Regions from separate parts of the Mus musculus genome. Here region 1 is linked to region 2. A link is a contact called in ENCODE POLR2A ChIA-PET data. All regions are on one chromosome and are shown on one strand. Each heading gives the region's core, a stretch centred on a gene start or an enhancer-like site at or near the end of the contact. The rest is flanking DNA. Distances are from core to core; before and after follow the strand shown. Region 1 holds the start of Slc25a11 (solute carrier family 25 (mitochondrial carrier oxoglutarate carrier), member 11). Region 2 holds the start of Psmb6 (proteasome (prosome, macropain) subunit, beta type 6).

The links. ChIA-PET counts read pairs that join two places held with the same protein, here RNA polymerase II (POLR2A).
Region 1: POLR2A ChIA-PET joins it to region 2 with 39 read pairs in embryonic stem cell. The contact joins the promoter of Slc25a11 here to the promoter of Psmb6 in region 2. POLR2A ChIA-PET finds 5 or more read pairs at or near these places in 5 of 5 experiments (Patski and embryonic stem cell).

The regions. Positions count from the first base shown.
Region 1 is chr11:70,643,426-70,649,790 of GRCm38, reverse strand. It overlaps Slc25a11 (solute carrier family 25 (mitochondrial carrier oxoglutarate carrier), member 11), which reads left to right and starts at 2,752. Exons shown (of 8, transcript NM_024211.3): 1 at 2,752-3,023; 2 at 3,563-3,715; 3 at 3,801-4,007; 4 at 4,171-4,261; 5 at 4,351-4,441; 6 at 4,522-4,621; 7 at 4,701-4,752; 8 at 4,870-5,772. The coding sequence starts at 2,929. The coding sequence ends at 5,025. Rnf167 (ring finger protein 167) reads right to left here and starts at 2,556. Exons shown (of 9, transcript NM_027445.3): 1 at 1,839-2,556; 2 at 1,682-1,762; 3 at 445-570; 4 at 259-346; 5 at 26-116. The coding sequence starts at 1,922. Gp1ba (glycoprotein 1b, alpha polypeptide) reads right to left here. Exons shown (of 2, transcript NM_010326.3): 2 at 5,805-6,365.
Region 2 is chr11:70,523,390-70,529,513 of GRCm38, reverse strand. It overlaps Psmb6 (proteasome (prosome, macropain) subunit, beta type 6), which reads right to left and starts at 4,157. Exons shown (of 6, transcript NM_008946.4): 1 at 4,019-4,157; 2 at 3,562-3,629; 3 at 3,089-3,220; 4 at 2,841-2,970; 5 at 2,191-2,335; 6 at 1,656-2,077. The coding sequence starts at 4,117. The coding sequence ends at 1,935.

The DNA.
Region 1 (6,365 bases), core at 1,503-4,002, 120 kb before region 2:
AACTGGAAGAAAGCATGCGTCCTACCCCTTCTCGTAGACAAAAAGGGCTCGTAGGTACTCTGCGCTTCTCTCTCCAATAAATACAGATGGGATCCAGATCTGCTGTTGGATTTCCTCTGTAAGGAGCAGGATATTAGGGATTTAGCCTTCTGTTCCTCAATTCCCTGAAACTGGCTTTTGGCACTTTTTGCAGATCTCAACCAATTGCCCTCCCACTCAACTCCACGGTGCACCCAGTAGTGCAGGCTTCTTCCTTACCGCTGTTCCACACCATGTTCAGCAGTTCATTGGAATTCACATTGTGCACCACAGCTGCACCATACCCAGCCTTCTGAGCATTTAGGACCTAAGGAGGCCAAGCGGGAGGGATAGAGCTGTAACCCTTGCCCTTCATTCCTGGTGTCATGTACCCTGCTTACCACCTCCCATTCCCCATTCAGCAACCTTGAGGTCAAAGTTGCAGTCGAATCTTCGAAGCAGTGCAATAAAGACTGACCCATTGACCGGGGCTGAGGGTGGTGGGGCAATAGGACCGCAGGCATTTTCTGGGTGGGCCTCCACAAGGAACCCCTGAGGGATAAAGGCAAACATTTTCATCTTTAGTTCTGTCTTCCACAGGACCTACCACACATAACACTATATACTACCTGCATTCTGCAGCTCTATCATTGCTCATTCTGGAGGTCTGAGCATCCCACCCAACACTGAATCTACAACTCAGACATGGTGATACATGCATTTAATCCCAGCACTTGAGACTACTGTGAGTTGGGGACAGCCAGAGTTCCAGAGTCCAGTCTCAAAAAAAAGAAAAAAGAAAAGGGATCTCTCAGCTTTCTTGAAGATGCAGTTACAGTAAACTACATCCCTTACCAGAGGCTCCCTTAACTTCTCAAGCGTAGTTTAGTTCTGCTTTTAAGTTTCCCACCGATAGTGGTTCACCTTGCTACTCATTCATGGCATTTTCAACAAGTTTCATTTTCCAATTAGCCATCTTACAACTCTACTGCTAACTGTGGCCGAATGAATTCTTGCTATGTGGCATGAACTTTGTAGTGAACTACTACAGACATGCTTATCACACTGGCACGATAGCCCTAGGTTAATTTCTATTTCTCATTTGACTCAGAACCCATAAAAAGCTGTCCATGGCCATCTATACAAACAGTAAGTTGCTCCAGAGACTGCTGATAAGCACCTGCTTTTTATCTTAGCCCACTCTCAGACTCCCTCTTAAACTTGGGAGTTCTAGGGGTTGTAGATGGTTCAGTGCTTAAGCGCACTGGCTGTTCTTCCAGAGAACCGGAGTTCAGTTCCTAGCATCCATGTAGCAGCTCACAACTGACTGTAACTCCAGTTCCAGGGGATCTGACACTCTCACACCTATGCATATAAAATAAAAAATGTTAAGTTCTAGAGGTGGGCACTATCTATTATCTCTGGATTCTGGACTCTGCGCGCTGGACATGATCATGCACTTAGGTTTTTCTGGATTGGGGACACTTTTTTTTTTTTGCTGGAGATTCAACCTAGAATCTCACTCATACTAGAAAAAGCACCCTATCATTGAACTATCCGCAGTCCACTGCATTCCGCTGCTAACTCCACTACTTCCTACCTCCTGAGCACGGCCACTTCGCCCCTACCCAGGATCCATATAGGGAAATGGGGAAAACATCACCTGCAGTCCCTCGTCGCTCAGAGTGGCCCCAAACAGAGCTGGAAGGTCTGCAAAGTCCATGCTGGCATTGTGCTCCGAAGTCTGCAGACGGAACACTACGTGTTTCAGTCTGAACCCCATTCTCAGCACCCTGTCCCCGTCCGACCCTCAGACTCACCGCTCGAATCAGCCCTCGGACAGGGGCTGCTCCCCACAGTACAGTAGCCACGACAACAGGAAGCGGGAAGGCCGCAGGGTGCATGGCAGCGGGAGGGGTAAAGCTGCGAAGGTCGCGTTCTGATCGCAGGAGCAGAAGCCGAGTCCTGCGCCCTCCTCTGCCTCTCCTTCAGGATCCCAGGGGTCCAACCACCCCTAGGTCCCACTTCTCAGCTACATGGGGGCGTCGGGGAAGGAACTCCGATTCAGGGAGTGAGCTATCAAACCAGCTTAGCGGAGCTGGTAGGGGAGACAATGTATCTTTCTCTAGTACAGAAATAGGACAGAATAGGAGCGAAGGCAAACAGGTAACAACAACAACAAAAAAACTTCCGGAAGGGTAGGAGAAACCTCAAAGAGGTGGGACTTCCGGCCAGGTAGACTGTCTTCCTATGCCCCTGGAAAAGGGTTTCCGGTAAGAAAGGCCAATTCCAGTATTGGACGCTCAGGACGGAGGACTTCCGGTCCCGAGAGGCCGGTTGAAAGAAATGTTTGACATGTAGAAGGAGCCTGCGGAGATGGAGGGAGCTTCGATGCTCAGGAGACGATCTAGTTTTTTTCCCTCAGTCCCTGAGATCCTGGAGCTGCCCTGTTTACAAACCTCTCCTTCGTCTGGCCGCCACGGTACGTTCAAAGTATCGCGAGAGTGCTTGCCACCACCCTCCCTCCACCCCCCCACCCCCTTTCGCCGCTGAAATATATCGCGAGAGGCCTCATAGCCCGAACTCGGCTGATTCACTTGCTCTCGCGAGGTTTTCAAACAAGCTTTTTTTTTTTTTTTTTCCCCGCGATTCCAATTCCGGAGGGGCGGGAATTTAGGGTAGCTTCCTAAATCGGCCACGCCCCTTCATCGTGCATCTTAGCCCCGCCTTATTCCCCGGCTGCCTTTGCGCTCCGAGCCTGCGCCCGCCCCAGCTTCCAGCTGGAGCCAGATTTGCCTGTCGGAGGGGCGTGCGCGCGCGCGCCCTCACCCTGTTGCGCGCTGGTGTCACCTTGGGCGCGAGCGGGGCTGTACGTGCACGGGACCCAAAGCCGAGGGCCATCAAGGGGCGATGGCGGCGACGGCGAGTCCTGGGGCTGGCCGGATGGACGGGAAACCCCGTACCTCCCCTAAGTCTGTCAAGTTCCTGTTTGGGGGCCTGGCTGGGTAAGCTCAGGCCCCAGTGATGGGGGAAAAGGAGGAAGGGACGGGAGCAAGCACCTGGGCCCAGTGTAACTTGGGGTGTGTTGCAGTAAATTGAGCCGGTGCAGGGTCCCTGATGGGTTGCCAGGATCTATTCATCCTTTGCAGGGACCCAACTGTGCTGCATTCAAGGATCTTTACCCTGTGTTTCCACCACCTTTGCTTCGTTGTGCCTGTTTGGGTGGTGGGTATAGGTCATTAAAGGCTTTGTTATAGGACTGCTTGGAGTCTTAGGATGGGGACGCCCTCTCCACCTTTCTTTAGATCGCCTGTAGTCCTAATTCTGCTTGAACCCTAAAGAACTGCCTGAGGCTTTTTGATTTGCATGCCCCTTACTGGGCAACTGGACTCTTTTGCTGGCACGTTGCCCTTGATGCACACACTTAACACACATGCCCACCAGCCTCCTGAATCCTTAGTGGCCCTGACCTTTGTAACTTCTTGCCAGGTTGCAGTAGAGCTGGAACCACTGACCTCTGATTCCCTTTCCTGCCTCACTTCAGGATGGGTGCTACAGTCTTTGTGCAGCCCCTGGACCTGGTGAAGAACCGGATGCAGTTGAGTGGTGAAGGGGCCAAGACTCGAGAGTACAAAACCAGTTTCCATGCCCTCACCAGCATCCTGAAGACAGAAGGCCTGAAGGGCATTTACACTGGGTACTGTGGCCTCAAGTTGGGGAGGGAAGTTGTTGGTTGGCAGGTCCAGACCTTGGCCTGATGTGCTGACATTTCTACTCTTCAGGCTGTCAGCTGGTCTACTGCGCCAGGCCACCTACACCACTACTCGCCTTGGAATATATACTGTGTTGTTTGAGCGCCTGACTGGGGCTGATGGTACACCCCCTGGCTTTCTTCTGAAAGCCCTGATTGGCATGACTGCAGGTGCAACTGGTGCATTTGTGGGAACGCCAGCTGAGGTGGCTCTCATCAGGATGACTGCTGATGGTCGGTGAGTTCCGTTTCTGAGCTTAACTCCAGCCCCATTCCTGGACTCTAGGATGGTGTTGTTAGTCTATATCTACATCAGGGCACTTACCTATTCAGGCTTCCCTTTCTTTGTTCCATGGACCCTGGTCTGTCCTGATCTTGGCCTTTCCCTGCCTTTCCCCCAGGCTTCCAGCTGACCAGCGCCGTGGCTACAAAAATGTGTTTAATGCCCTAGTTAGGATTGCCAGGGAAGAAGGAGTCCCCACACTGTGGCGGGTGAGTGCGAGGGTTGGAGTCTTGGGCCATGCTGGGTTAGATCTCTGGCACTTTTGACTGTCTCCATTGCCTCCACCCTCCACCTCCAGGGCTGCATCCCTACCATGGCTCGAGCTGTCGTTGTCAATGCCGCCCAGCTTGCCTCTTACTCTCAATCTAAGCAGTTCTTGCTGGACTCAGGTGAGAGACCCAGAGCTGAGAACTTGAGCCTGGCCTGAGCTACCTGAGAGTTGACTACCACCTTTTGCTTCACCTCCCAGGCTACTTCTCTGACAATATTCTCTGCCACTTCTGCGCCAGCATGATCAGTGGCCTCGTTACCACTGCTGCTTCCATGCCTGTGGACATCGTCAAAACTAGGTGAGTCTGCAGCCTGGGACTGGAGAACTTGGGGAGGCCCCCCTTTCTGGTTTTCATGTTCATACTGACTCTCTTTCAGGATCCAGAATATGCGGATGATTGATGGGAAGCCAGAATACAAGAATGGGCTGGTGAGGAGGGGGGGGAAGGGGTGCCCTGGGAGGGATGCGAAGGGAGCTAGGGACAGGGGACAGAGCCTGGACCAGGACCAGGGCCTAGCCCCAGCACTTGCCTGCCTGTCTGTCTAGGATGTGCTGCTGAAAGTCGTCCGCTATGAGGGTTTCTTCAGCCTGTGGAAGGGCTTCACACCATACTATGCCCGACTGGGCCCCCACACTGTCCTCACCTTCATCTTCTTGGAACAGATGAACAAGGCCTACAAGCGTCTCTTCCTCAGTGGCTGATCTGGCATGGTCCCAGGACTAGTGTGCCAGGCTTCCAAGCCATCCACTGCTATTACAGTCGCTATGCCCTGGAGGACCTGGATTCTGCTACCCTGGGCTATTCTATTTATTTTCCCTCTCCAGTGTGGTTTTCTCCTTTGCGGTAAAGAACTTAGTCTGTTCTCCCCCTACTCCAGCCTGCCTGCTGTGCTTGCCTGATGCTTAGAATCACTTTGCCCCTGGCTCTTCCTGAGGAGACCTAAGACACACACCAAGGATTTCTAGTCTCCTCTTGGGTGTTAGATTCAGGGCACACCAGACAGCAGATCCCTCTCTCTGGGGAATCCAAGGCAGAGCTGAGGAGACAGGAGAAAGCAGAAGCTGTCAAGATGACAAAGGGTCTATGGTGGAAGATGTGGCCTTCCTCCTCCCTGAGGACTTAATAAATTGGATTGAAATACCAACCCCAAATCTGGATAGTCTTAAGGATCATAGGGGGAGGTAGCTGCACAAAGAAGCTTATATCTCTGGAAAACAAACTGGAGTTTTAACAAAATAATTAAAGAAAGTCACCTACTGGTTTTATGAAAATGCTGTGTAAAGTCGTAACTCAACAGCTGACAGAAAAGAAGAAGAAGCAGCAGCGCTGGGCAGTGGTGGCTCAGGCCTTTAATCCCAGCACTCGGGAGGCAGAGACAGGCAGATTTCTGAGTTCGAGGCCATCTTGGCTATACAGAGAAACCCTGTGTCAAAAAACCAAAAAAAAAAAAAAAAAAAAAAACCAACAACAAAGAAGAAGAAGAAAAAACTGGGCCTTGTGCATACTTGCAAGCCATTTGTCCCAAAATGTGGCTGACTCACAAATTATATCACAGTTGTCAGGAAAAGCCTCTGGGATCTGCCTTTTCAGCATCAAGAGGGAAGGGACAACAAGTCTAAATTGAAGCAGGGCATAGTGGTGCTTGCTGTTTATCCCAGCACCCAGGAGGCAGATTTCTGAGTTCAAGACCAGCCTAGTCTACAAAGTGAATTCCAGGACAGCCAGGGTCACAGAGAGAAACCCTGTCTTGAAAGACCAAAGCAACAACAAAAACCCCCTGGACTTCTATGGGCTAGAGCCACAGTGGTTGAGTGAGAGGTTCAGAGCTCTTGGGGGATATAACGGAGTCAAACCCAAGGATTGAGGCAAAAAGAATATTGATCAGAAACTGGGTTGGCTAGAGAAAGTGATTATTTTTTTCATCCATTTTGTTTGTTTTTTGAGACAGAGTTTCTCTGTGTAGCCCTAGCTGTCCTGGAACTCACTCTGTAGACCAGGCTCGCCTCGAACTAAGAAATCCACCTGCCTTTGCTTCCCAAGT
Region 2 (6,124 bases), core at 2,908-5,407:
TCTGGTCCTTCGGTCATGGTTAAGCAACCAGGAGACTAGTCTAGGTGGGATGGCAAGATACCGAGGAATATCTCTGGTTTTTTTTGGAGGGTGGTGGTGGTGATTGTTTTGAGCCAGAGCTTCTCTAGGCAGCCCTGGCTAACTCCGAACTCCCTATGTAGACTAGACCAGGCTACCTCAAACTCAGAGAACTATTTGCCACTGCCTAGTATTAAAGGCAAGTGCCACGCCTGGCCCGACACCAAGGACTGTGAAGTAGAGAAGCCACATGGCTCACATTTACCCAGATGGCTTTGGTTGCTCTATAGCTGAAGGATTGTGTAAGGGCAGGCATGGTAGAGGGCAGGGCACAGAGATGGTTATATACTTCCAGAGTTTTAGAGCTACTGTTAAGTACAAGAGAGAGGACTAAGGCAGACGGGTTTAAGCATGAACAGCTGAAGTATTTTTAGTTAAATGTTAAGACAGAGATCCCTTTCTGCTTTCACTTAATCAGCACCTGACCACTTGTGATGATTTATTCTGTCAACTTGATGTTTAGAATCACTGTGGAAACAAACCTCTGGGCAGACCTGTGAAGAACTGTCTAGATTAGGTCACCTGAGGTGGGGAGACCCATCCTAAATAGGGGTTCCACCACTCATGTGGCGCAACCCACTGCTTCCTGGTCATGGGTACCGAGTAACAGTGGCTTTACACTGCCCCCACGTCATCTGTCATGAGACTGTGCTGTCATCAACCTTCCCCAAATTGCTCTTGTTGGGGTATTTTCTCTTCCTCCCCCTCCCTCCACAGAATCGTCCTTTCTGCCCTCTGAACTACTTCAGAACCAAGTCTGTACGTGTGGTTTCTATCGTTCCCTGATCAGTGGACGAGAGAAAAAAAGACTGGAAAGATGGTGTCACTGAGGCGCCCCTGAGCTCCTTAGGTCCCTGGTTTGGACAGGGACAGCTGCGAAGGAGCTGGCGTTCACTCTCAGCCTCACAAGGACCGTGACCTATAGAACGATCCAAAAGCACTCCCTATGGCTGTTCTCTGCCACCCAATATCTGCATGTATTCCCACTTGTAGACAAGTGCCATGTCTTTCCCCAAAGATAAAGGATTCACATTGCTGGGTGATGATTAAGTGTCAGAGGGAAAGAGGATCATGAGGCTGGCCTGGGGACAGCTTTAACCCCAGGGCCAGCAATCGCCATGATGGTCAGCATCAGACAGAGCAGGGGAGGTGACCCCAGTCTCCTAATTCTGAGTCCTAGCTTGGACTTAGGCCATTGCTGCAGCCCCAGGCAACCACATTCTGGTACTTCAGATACCTGGGTATGTAGAGTAAATATGATCTGCAGAAAGATACAGAAACCACCGCTCTTGACCGAGTACATGGTATACATCTGTGATCCGGGCACTCCAGACGCAAAGGGAGGAGAATTGCCACAAGTTCAAGGCTGGACTGAGCTATAAGAGATCTAATCTCAAAAAAAAAAAAAAAAACAAGAACAAGGGGCTGGAGAGATGGCTCAGTGGTTAAGAGCACTGGCTGCTCTTTCAAAGGCCTGGTTTCAATTCCCAGCACCCACAGGGCAACTCACAACTGTCTGTAACTCAAATTTCAATAATCTGGCACCCTCACACATACATGCAGGCAGAACAACAATGCACATAAAACAAACCATTTTATTTAAAAACATAATGCAACCAGCCATCCCCAAAATAATCCAATAATGCTAGTAATGATAAAAGAACAGCGCACTGATAAACCTTCCTTACCTCTCTAATTCCTACCGAGCTCAGTGCAATAGTTTACGCAAGACAATGGTTTTGGCAAGTTGAAGTTGAAGTCAAGAACCTTCACACAGAAACGTCTCTTTAACAAACTGTTTATTAGCTTCTGCGTCGGTATGGACCATCCTTTACTACTCCCTAGAACACCAGGCCTCAGGGAGGTGGCAACGTGGCAATGGTGAACTTGGGGATTTGGTCTCCCAAAAGCACCTGCCGCTCTACCCCTGACTCCTGAATGGCTGCCAAGCGGATCACCCCTCCACTGGAGCCGTCGCGTTCCATGGCCAAAGCGAGAGCTGTAGATAAAACGAGGACAGTGGGTTTGGAGTTAGTAGCTGAACGTGAGGACCCTTGGCACAGCTTGGGAACGAGGGCTGAAGTTCACAGGCGTGGAAGCACAGAGTCTCACCATTGGCAGTGAACTGCAGACATTCGTCCTTGGTCATGCCTTCCCGATACGTAGCATCAACATAGCCATAGATGTACGAGCTCCCGGAGCCTCCGATGGCAAAGGACTGTCTTACCATCATACCCCCCATGGGAACAGAGTACACCTGCCAGATGGGAGGGGGGAGAAAAGCCACCAGTTGCACCCTTTCCCAACACATTCACCCATCCCTTTTGATTTTGGTCTCGGGAAAGTTAATGGTGAGGTAGAGACAGAAAGAGAAACTTAAAAAAAAAAAGGTGTTTGGAGTGGGGACTAGGGATGGCTTGGGTGGTAAAGGGCCTGCTAAGGCAAGTATGAAGACCTGATTTCAAATCCCCAGCACTTATGTAAAAGCTGGGCATGTGTATCTGTAACCCCAGCTCTGGGAGTAGGGTGCAGGGTGTATAATTGCTAGAGCTCATTGGATAGGCAGCCTAGCTAAAAGTGAGCTCTATCTTCAGTGAGACTGTCTCATGAGGAAGACAACCCTGGCACACCTCTGGCCTCCACACACATGTACCCATAAGGATACATGCATACAGGACGGACAGACAGACAGACAAACAAAATGGCCGAAGGGGTGGAGCATCAGAGGTGTGACTCCAGTACTCTGGTGAGGAGGGCCTGACCTGCCCTCCTTCTTGAGGGTCCCAGCCTGCAATGATGATTCCTGCCATCAGATCTTCTCTGTACCGGTAACACATCTCCTTAAAGAGACTGGCGGCTGTGTGGACTAGTGGAGGCTCGTTCAGTTCAATACTAGAAGGTGGGGTTGGAAGATCACAAACAAAGCAATATCAGGATCTGGAGTCAGGCCTTTTAGTGCCTTATGTTCCAGAGCCTTCAGGGTCGTTGTTCCTCCCCTGCCCACAAGTACCTGTGGAAACCAAGCTGGTAAGTGACAGCGTCTGCCACTGCTTGGGTATCAGCGGCTGAGCCTGAGCGGCAGCAGAAGATGTGATCGTGGATAGGGGTCAGCTTGTCAGTCACTCGATTGGCGATGTAGGACCTGCAGGATGGCGGAAACAGTGAGAAGGAGCCCACTTGCCTCCCTCCTCCACCACATCACCGTCTACTCCCTGCAGCTCCAGGGATACAAATACTGCTACCACCTACTAGTCCTCATGGAAAATGAAGCCGGATGAATGGAGAACAGACCTTTACTGGTAGTTCACCAAAGGGTGAGGGGGCCTGGAAACCACAGAATTAGGAACAAGTCCTTATTATCTCCAGGTAGTGGAGAAACTTCTCTTGCCACAGTGGTCTGAGGAGGGTAAGGATGGGCTGACAGGCAGGAATGGTATATGTTTGGAGTAGGGGAAACGGGAAGACTTTCTGTTTTGAGCTCACCCAGTGGTTGTCCTGGAGTCCGCTCCTAGAACCACGCCCCCATTAAACTGCACAGCCATGATCGTGGTCTGGGAAGAATAGTGTAAAAAAGGTAACTCTTTTAGCCTTACCGCATTCTCGAGTATATACCGACCTCAATAATTCTTCACCCGGATTTTATAATGCAAAATTCGTGCTCCGCGAACCTATTATCAAATCTTAAGGGGGCTCAACACGTCAGAGAATATAAAAACTACAATCTCCAAACCCCAGGATTCAGACTCTTATGCTTCAGCCTACTGTTCACCTCTCATCACGAAAGGTATCACCCCACGCCAGCATTCAAGGAATCCCTCTCCCTCTCGCAGAACACAGCGCTCCCCCCCCCCCAACCCACTCAGTCAAACCCACTCGGGCTTCATGTTTTTCCTCCCGTCAGGCCTAGTACATGTCTTCCGAACTCTGGCTCTTTCCTCACCCCTGTGGAGACTTCCCGGTTTTCCCAGTCTGGGGTGAGAGCCTCCGGCCCAAAGGCCGGTGCAGACCCCGCTCGACGAACAGCTAAGGCGGCCGCCATCTTCCTCTGCTACTCTGCCACAAAGCAACCGTCGTAAAGCGCTCCGTCACTCTCTTTAGTCCGCCTCTGTGGCCTTCTGGGAGCGAAGCTGCTTGACGGCAGAAGGGAAAAGACAGAGGTAGGAACTCGTCGTTAGAGTCAGTGGGCACTTTACGGCAGTGTGTCAAATTACCAAAAAAAAAAAAAAAAAGAGGCGGGTCTAGGAAGGGGGGAAAAGGGCGGAGCCTCTTCTCAAAGATTTGCCTCACCAGAGGCTTGTGGCTCCCGGAGGCAAAGGATACTTGGAAATGAAGCCTAATTTACATTATAAGGTTTTAGGTGTGTGTGTGTGTGTGTGGGGGGGGTCGTTTGTTTGTTTTGGTAACTTGATTGTATAGTCTGAAGTATGTGGGTTTTGTAAATAACAACGTTGTGTCGCAATGTTAACAGGTTGGATACACTATAACCTGATTGGTGTCCTAGTTCAAAGAACCCACAAGATAAGAGTACAAACTGGAATGGTCAGGTCGTGTTTTCAATAGTCCGGGGTACCTACTTCCCGGGTCCCACAAGAACTTTTGAAGAAGCTACAATTGTTTTTTGGGAGCATCTATACCCCTTGACAATCACCCCTGCCATATCTGAGGGTTTCCACCGTTACACATTCTCACCTATGTATTATATTTTTAATACATTTTAAATCGTGCCATTCGAGCTGAGACGAAAAGATGGACCATCTAGAAACTGCCATATCCGGGGATCCATCCCATAATCCGCTTCCAAACGCTGACACCATTGCATACACTAGCAAGATTTTGCTAAAAGGACCCAGATATGGCTGTCTCTTGTGAAACTATGCCGGGGCCTGGCAAACACAGAAGTGGATGCTCACAGTCAGCTATTGGATGGATCACAGGGCCCCCAATGGAGGAGCTAGGGAAGGTACTCAAGGAGCTGAAGGGATCTGCAATCCTATAGGTAGAACAACAATATGAACTAACCAATACCCCCCCTGGAGCTCGTGTCTCTAGCTGCATATGAATCAGAAGATAGCCTAGTCGGCCATCAGTGGAAAGAGAGGCCCATTGGTCGTGCAAACTTTATATGCCTCAGTACAGGGGAACGCCAGGGCCAAGAAGTGGGAGTGGGTGGGTAGGGGAGTGGGTGGGGGAGCGTGTGTGGGACTTTTGGGATAGCACTGGAAATGTAATTGAAATAAATACCCAATAAAAAAATATGGAAAAAAAAAGAGTCATTACAATGAAGAAATCATTTCTTGTCTAATGAATTATGTAGGTTGGTTCTTTATATAAATACTTGGGCCAACTCAATTCTTGTATACTAAAATTCTTGATTTTATAATTAAATATGGTTTGTAGAATAAAAAAAAATCGTGCCATTCTAGTGCATGTGGACGTGAGTGTATGATTTTGATTTGTTTTCCCCGAATAATTAGTTAAGCATATTTCCATGGCTAGTGAGTTCTTTGTGTATCTTCTTTGCAGCAATGTCCATTCAAGATCTTTGTCAATTTTAAAAAAGAATTGCTTGAGTTTTTAATTATTGTATTGTGTTATTTTTATATTTAGGTAGAAACATCAGATATATGGATTTTTTAAAAAGCTGGGCGTGGTGGTGCACGCCTTTAATCCCAGCACTTGGGAGGCAGAGGCAGGCAGATTTCAGAGTTCGAGGCCAGCCTGGTCTACAGAGTGAGTTCCAGGACAGCCAGGGCTACACAGAAAAACCCTGTCTCCAAAAAAAAAAAAAAAAAAAAAAAAAAAAAGATTTATGTATTTTATGTATATACACTGCATCTGTGTTCAGACACACCAGAAGAGGGCACCAGATCTCATTACAGATGATTTCTGGAAATTTAACTCAGGACCTCTGGAAGAGCAGTTGTTGGCATCAGGACATTCCAAACCTATGAGGCAACAGCTCGACCTGCGACCTGTGACCTGCAGACCCGTTGCCAAGACAACTGCCACCATATTCCCAGAATCCATTTGGCTCACCTCCCACTTT